Regions from separate parts of the Homo sapiens genome. Here region 2 is linked to region 1. Evidence: chromatin loops called from intact Hi-C (ENCODE). Cell type or tissue: Calu3. All regions are shown on one strand.

Evidence for each region. Hi-C counts contacts between places; a loop is a spot of excess contacts. Peaks named below come from ENCODE experiments on the same cell type or tissue, not always from the same donor. Only the 100,000 strongest peaks of a DNase experiment are listed, where the experiment ranks them.
Region 2: a loop joins it to region 1, with 9 times the contacts of the local background. A loop is called at or near these places in 2 of 110 quality-filtered maps.

The regions. Positions count from the first base shown.
Region 1 is chr4:9,494,442-9,496,941 of GRCh38, forward strand. It overlaps the pseudogene UNC93B7. Among named protein-coding and RNA genes, the nearest start is that of DEFB131A, 51 kb to the left of the region's middle. In Calu3, no CTCF peak of the experiment used is centred here; a DNase peak (open chromatin) is centred at 1,230.
Region 2 is chr4:9,653,537-9,656,036 of GRCh38, forward strand. No RefSeq gene overlaps it. Among named protein-coding and RNA genes, the nearest start is that of MIR548I2, 98 kb to the left of the region's middle. In Calu3, no CTCF peak of the experiment used is centred here; no DNase peak of the experiment used is centred here.

The DNA.
Region 1 (2,500 bases):
AGTTTTCGTGACACTTGGAGCATATGTTTTGGTCTCTGCCTCACGGAGCATGCGGTAGGAGCAAGTGGCCTGTTGTACATCCACGGCATAGATACAGACATGGGACTTTGTATAGAGAGGAGCAGGCCTGCAGCCCCAACCCAGTCTGCTCAGTACCAGAGTCCAGGCCCCAGGTCTGGGCTGCTGGGGAACAGGGCCCTGTTTGCAAAAGGCAGCGAGTGGGCCCATGTTCAGCTCCAGGATGCTCCCTGCCCACAGATGGGCACATGCAGTGACACACAGCTAACACACATGGGCACAGTCCTGCAGGGCATCCATGTCAGTGTCTGTTCTGATGGGCCGAAGCCATGAACAGATTTGAACGTCATCCTTGGGGGTGTGGAATGGCACAGGTCATGCCTGCTGCTGGTAGGACAGAGGCTGGCTGGGAGTCTCTGTCTGTAGCAGGGGCTGGAGCCTCATACTGCACCACAGTCTCTTGGCTGTTTTGCCCAAGGATAGCCAATTCTGGGCAGAGTCCAACCTGGGTATCTTGGACCCATGTTGTGCCCTGTCTGGTCATGGCATCCCCTTGCCCAGCTCCATATCCCATCTCCATAGGTGAACGCTGGGGGATCCTTGTCTCTTCATAGCAGCACTGTGGGGGTAAAGTCACCCTGCAGGGCCCCAAGACAGGAGTGTTCATGTCCTGAGTGTGTGGTGAAGGTGTTAATAGTGGCCCCTATGATTTGGCAGGTGCCATGCCCACTTTCTCACTTTAGAACTTCAGAACACAGCACACAATAGGCATAGGCTCATCTCACCATTGGGAAAAGCAGCTCTGGGGAGTTAAGTACCCAAATCACCCACAGAGCCAACGTTACAGTCCTGAGAACGAGTGTGCATCTTCTGACTCCCAATGCATTACTCTTGTTGCCCACCCTGGGAGGACTCACTGGAAAGGAAGCCCCCTCTCCATGCTTAGCTTCAGGTTTGATTTGCAGAGTTGGCAGCTGCAAACAGTTCGATCTCTCTAGTCCCGGCTGAGGAGGAGAAACAGCGCCTGCAAGCTTGGCACTGCACACCTGCGGTTGGGGACAGGACATGACTAAGCACAGAGCTTTCTTCTTTTGAGGCCACGCATGTGGTGCAGAGCGGGACCACCTGCATCCACACAGCCCGGCGCACCTGCTCCTACTTCTGCTTAGCGTGTGAGCAGCTTGGTGACCAGGGTCTCCACCAGGGGGCAGGCCAGGACCGGCTTACAGCACTTTCTAGGGGTTCTCTGGTCCCGGGCTGGGACACATACAGGGCTTAGTAAAGTTCATAGATGGTAGCTAGGCAGCCCCAGGCCCCAGGTGACACCTCTCCCCTGCCTGCCCTGTACTGCCTGCCTGCAGCACTCCTGGGAATCTTGTACGAAGACAAGGAGAGACAGGACTTCATCTTCACCATCTACCACTGGTGGCAGGCTGTGGCCATCTTCACCGTGTACCTGGGCTCGAGCCTGCACATGAAGGTGAGACTGGGCAGGGTTGGGGGCCCCATTCCCAATGACAGGTATTTCCTTAGCCCCTGCCCTGGCTTCACAGCTTCCTAAACGCCACCCCTTCCCAAGCCAGTCTCTGGGCCAAGGCCCCATTCCTGCAGCCCACTGGGTGGCCCCCAACTCAGCACCCCACTTACTGGACCACCTCCAGCCAGTCTCAGTTTGCCCATCTCTGAGGGGATTTGTGGGTGCATCACAGCCATCCTGTGGGCTGTTTGGTACCCGGTTGTCCAGATGTTGCGTCTGTCTCCCTTCATGGCCTGAACGGGAGCAAGCTACTCATGCTCTGCTCCCAAAAGATGGTGGCCGGTCTAGCAAGTCCCAGTTGCTAAACATTTTTTAAAAATAGAACTAAAGGCCGGGCACGGTGGCTCACTCCTGTAATCCCAGCACTTTGTGAGGCCGAGGCGAGTGGATTGCCTGAGGTAGGGAGTTTGAAACCAGCCTGACCGACATGCTGAAACCTCGTCTCTTCTAAAAATACAAAAATTAGCCGGGCGTGGTGGCAGGTGGCTGCTACTCGGGAGGCTGAGGCAGGAGAATCGCTTGAACTGGGAGGCGGAGGTTGCAGTTAGCCGAGACGGGGCCTTGGCACTCCATCCAGCCTAAGCAACAAGAGCGAAAATCTGTCTCAAAATAAAAATAAAAATAAAAATAGAACTAAAAATAGCAGGGAGTGGGCCGGGAGCAGTGGCTCATGCCTGTAATCCCAGCATTTTGAGACGCTGAGGTGGGGGTATCACCTGAGATCTGGAGTTTGAGACCGGCCTGGGTAACAGGCTGTGAAACCCTGTCTCTACTAAAAACACAAAAATTAGCTGGGCATGGTGGCACGTCCCTGTGATCCCAGCTTCTCTGGAGGCTGAGGCACAAGAATGGCTTGAACCTGGGAGATGGAGGTTGCAGTGAGCCAAGATTGTGCCACCGCACTTCAGCCTGGAGGACAGAGCGAGACTCTGTCTCCCAAAAAAA
Region 2 (2,500 bases), 160 kb after region 1:
GGCAAAACCCTGTCTCTACTAAAAACACAAAAATTAGCTAGACATGGTGGCATGCACCTGTAATCCCAGCTACTTTGGAGGCCGAGGCTGAAGAATCACTTGAACCCAGGAGGCAGAGTTGCAGCGAGCTGAGGTTGTGTCACTGAACTCCAGCCTGGGCAACAGAGCAAGACTCCATCTCAAAAAAAAAAGAAAAGAAAATAGGGTCACTGCAGATCTAATTACAAAGAGGTCATATTGGAATAGCGTGGACCTTAAATCGAATAATAATGGCATCCTCATGGGAAGAGAAGAAGAGACAGAGACATACAGGAGAGAAGGCCACATGAGAATGAAGGAAGAAAATAGAATGATGTGGCCACAAGCCAAGGATTGCCAGCAACTACCAGAAGCCAGAAGAGGCAAGGAAGTATTCATCCCTAGAAACTTCAGAGGGAGCACGGCCCTGCCCGTTTCAGACATCAAGCTTCTGGAACGGGAGAGAATGACTTTCTGTTGTCTTGAGCCACCCATTTGGGGAACTTTGTTAGAACAGTCACAGCCAGGTCATGTGCTCCTGGATGCATCTCAGGCATTAATAAGCACTGTCTTGGTCAGTCAGGGTGGCTCACCCCTGTAATCCCAGCACTTTGGGAGGCTGATATGGGTAGATCACCTGAGGTCAGGAGTTAGAGACCAGCCTGACCAACATGGAGAAACCCCATCTCTACTAAAAATACAAAAATTAGATGGGCGTGGTGTTGTGCACCTGTAATCCCAGCTACCTGGGAGGCTGAGGCAAGAGAATCACTTGGACACTGGAGGCAGAAGTTGCAGTGAGCCGAGATTGCACCATTGTACTCCAGCCTGGGCAACAAGAGCAAAACTCCGTCTCAAAAAAAAATAATAAGTACTGTCTTGACTGTGGTAATCAAAAATATTTGATTAAGGGTTAGCTAGAAAGCCTGACCCTTTCACAGATGGACGGAAGGGCCAAAAGAAAATAGATTGTTTGCAGTGGGGCAAGAAGGATAAGAATCCTATGGAAAGAAAAACAGAGGGATTTGTTTAGTGAGCGCTGGGGAGAGACATTTGTTTTCTTGCTTAAAAAAGAAACACAGGTGGGGTGCGGTGGCTCAAGCCTTAATCCCAGCACTCTGGGAGGCCAAGGTGGGTGAATCACCTAAGGTCAGGGGTTCGAGACCAGCCTGGCCGACACTGTGAAACCACATCTCTACTAAAAAGACAAAAACAAAAGAAAGAAAGAAATTAGCCAGGCATGGTGGCGAGTGTCTGTAATCCCAGCTACTCCGGTGGCTGAGGCAGAGAACCACTTGAACCTGGGAGGCAGAGGTTGCAGTAAGCCAAGATGGCATCGTGGCACTCCAGCCTAGGAAACAAGAGTGAAACTCTGTCTCAAACAAAAAAAAAGAAAGAAAGAAAAAAATAAAACATAGTTTTAAGTCCACTCAGTGGAGTTTAAAAATACATTCCCATTGCACAGTGCTTTAGGAAACCTTTCTAAACTTCTGTTGCACATGATCTAATTTGATCTTCATAGCAACTCCTTGAGGTGGATAGGGCAGGCCTTTCTGAACACCTATTTTCTAGTTTGCATTAAAAGAACGGAATTGGCTGGGACCAGTGGCTCATGCCTATAATCCCAGCACTTTGTGATACAGAAGGGAAGTGCTCGGAAGGGAAGAATGTGGTCCTTTTAAATGATATGGAAGTGAGGAAGGGAAGTACTGGGTAGAGGAGGGTGTGGTCCCTGGCTAGGGCTCCACCCCAGGGCCTGTGCCCACGGACCTAGGTGAGGACAGGCATTTTTGTTTTCCTGCCCAAATGTTGCATTTCCCAAGACCACCCTGGCTGCCACACTCCCATTCTGTGCCTATAAAAACCCTGAGACCCTAGCAGGCAGACACACAGGCAGCTGGACTTCGAGAGGAGCACATCAGCGGAGGAACACAAGGGCGCTGGACATCAAGAGGAAGGCACCAATGGGCACCGGCACACCGCAGGCCACTGACTGGCAGAACAACGCACAGTTTGGCTGGGACATTCGGAGAAGAGTCAGGCCACTCGCCCGACTCCAGGGGTAAACCACCTCCCTTCTGGCTCCCCCATCTGCTGAGAGATACTTCCACTCAATAAAACCTTGCACTCTCATGCCTGTAATCCCAGCACTTTGGGAGGCCGAGGTGGGCAGATCACGAGGTCAGGAGATCCAAACCATCCTGGCTAACACAGTGAAACCTCATCTCTACTAAAAATACAAAAAAATTAGCCGGGCTTGGTGGTGGGCACCTGTAGTCCCAGCTACTCGGGAGGCTGAGGCAGGAGAATGGCATGAACCCTGGAGGTGGAGCTTGCAGTGAGCTGAGATCGCACCACTTCCGGTACACCATGGCAAGAACCCCAGGACAAAGAGAGTCCTCTGTCCTTGCAATAAGGCGGAGCTCTAATTGAGCCGACTAACACAAGCTACCTACAGATGGCTAAACTAAAAGAGCACTCT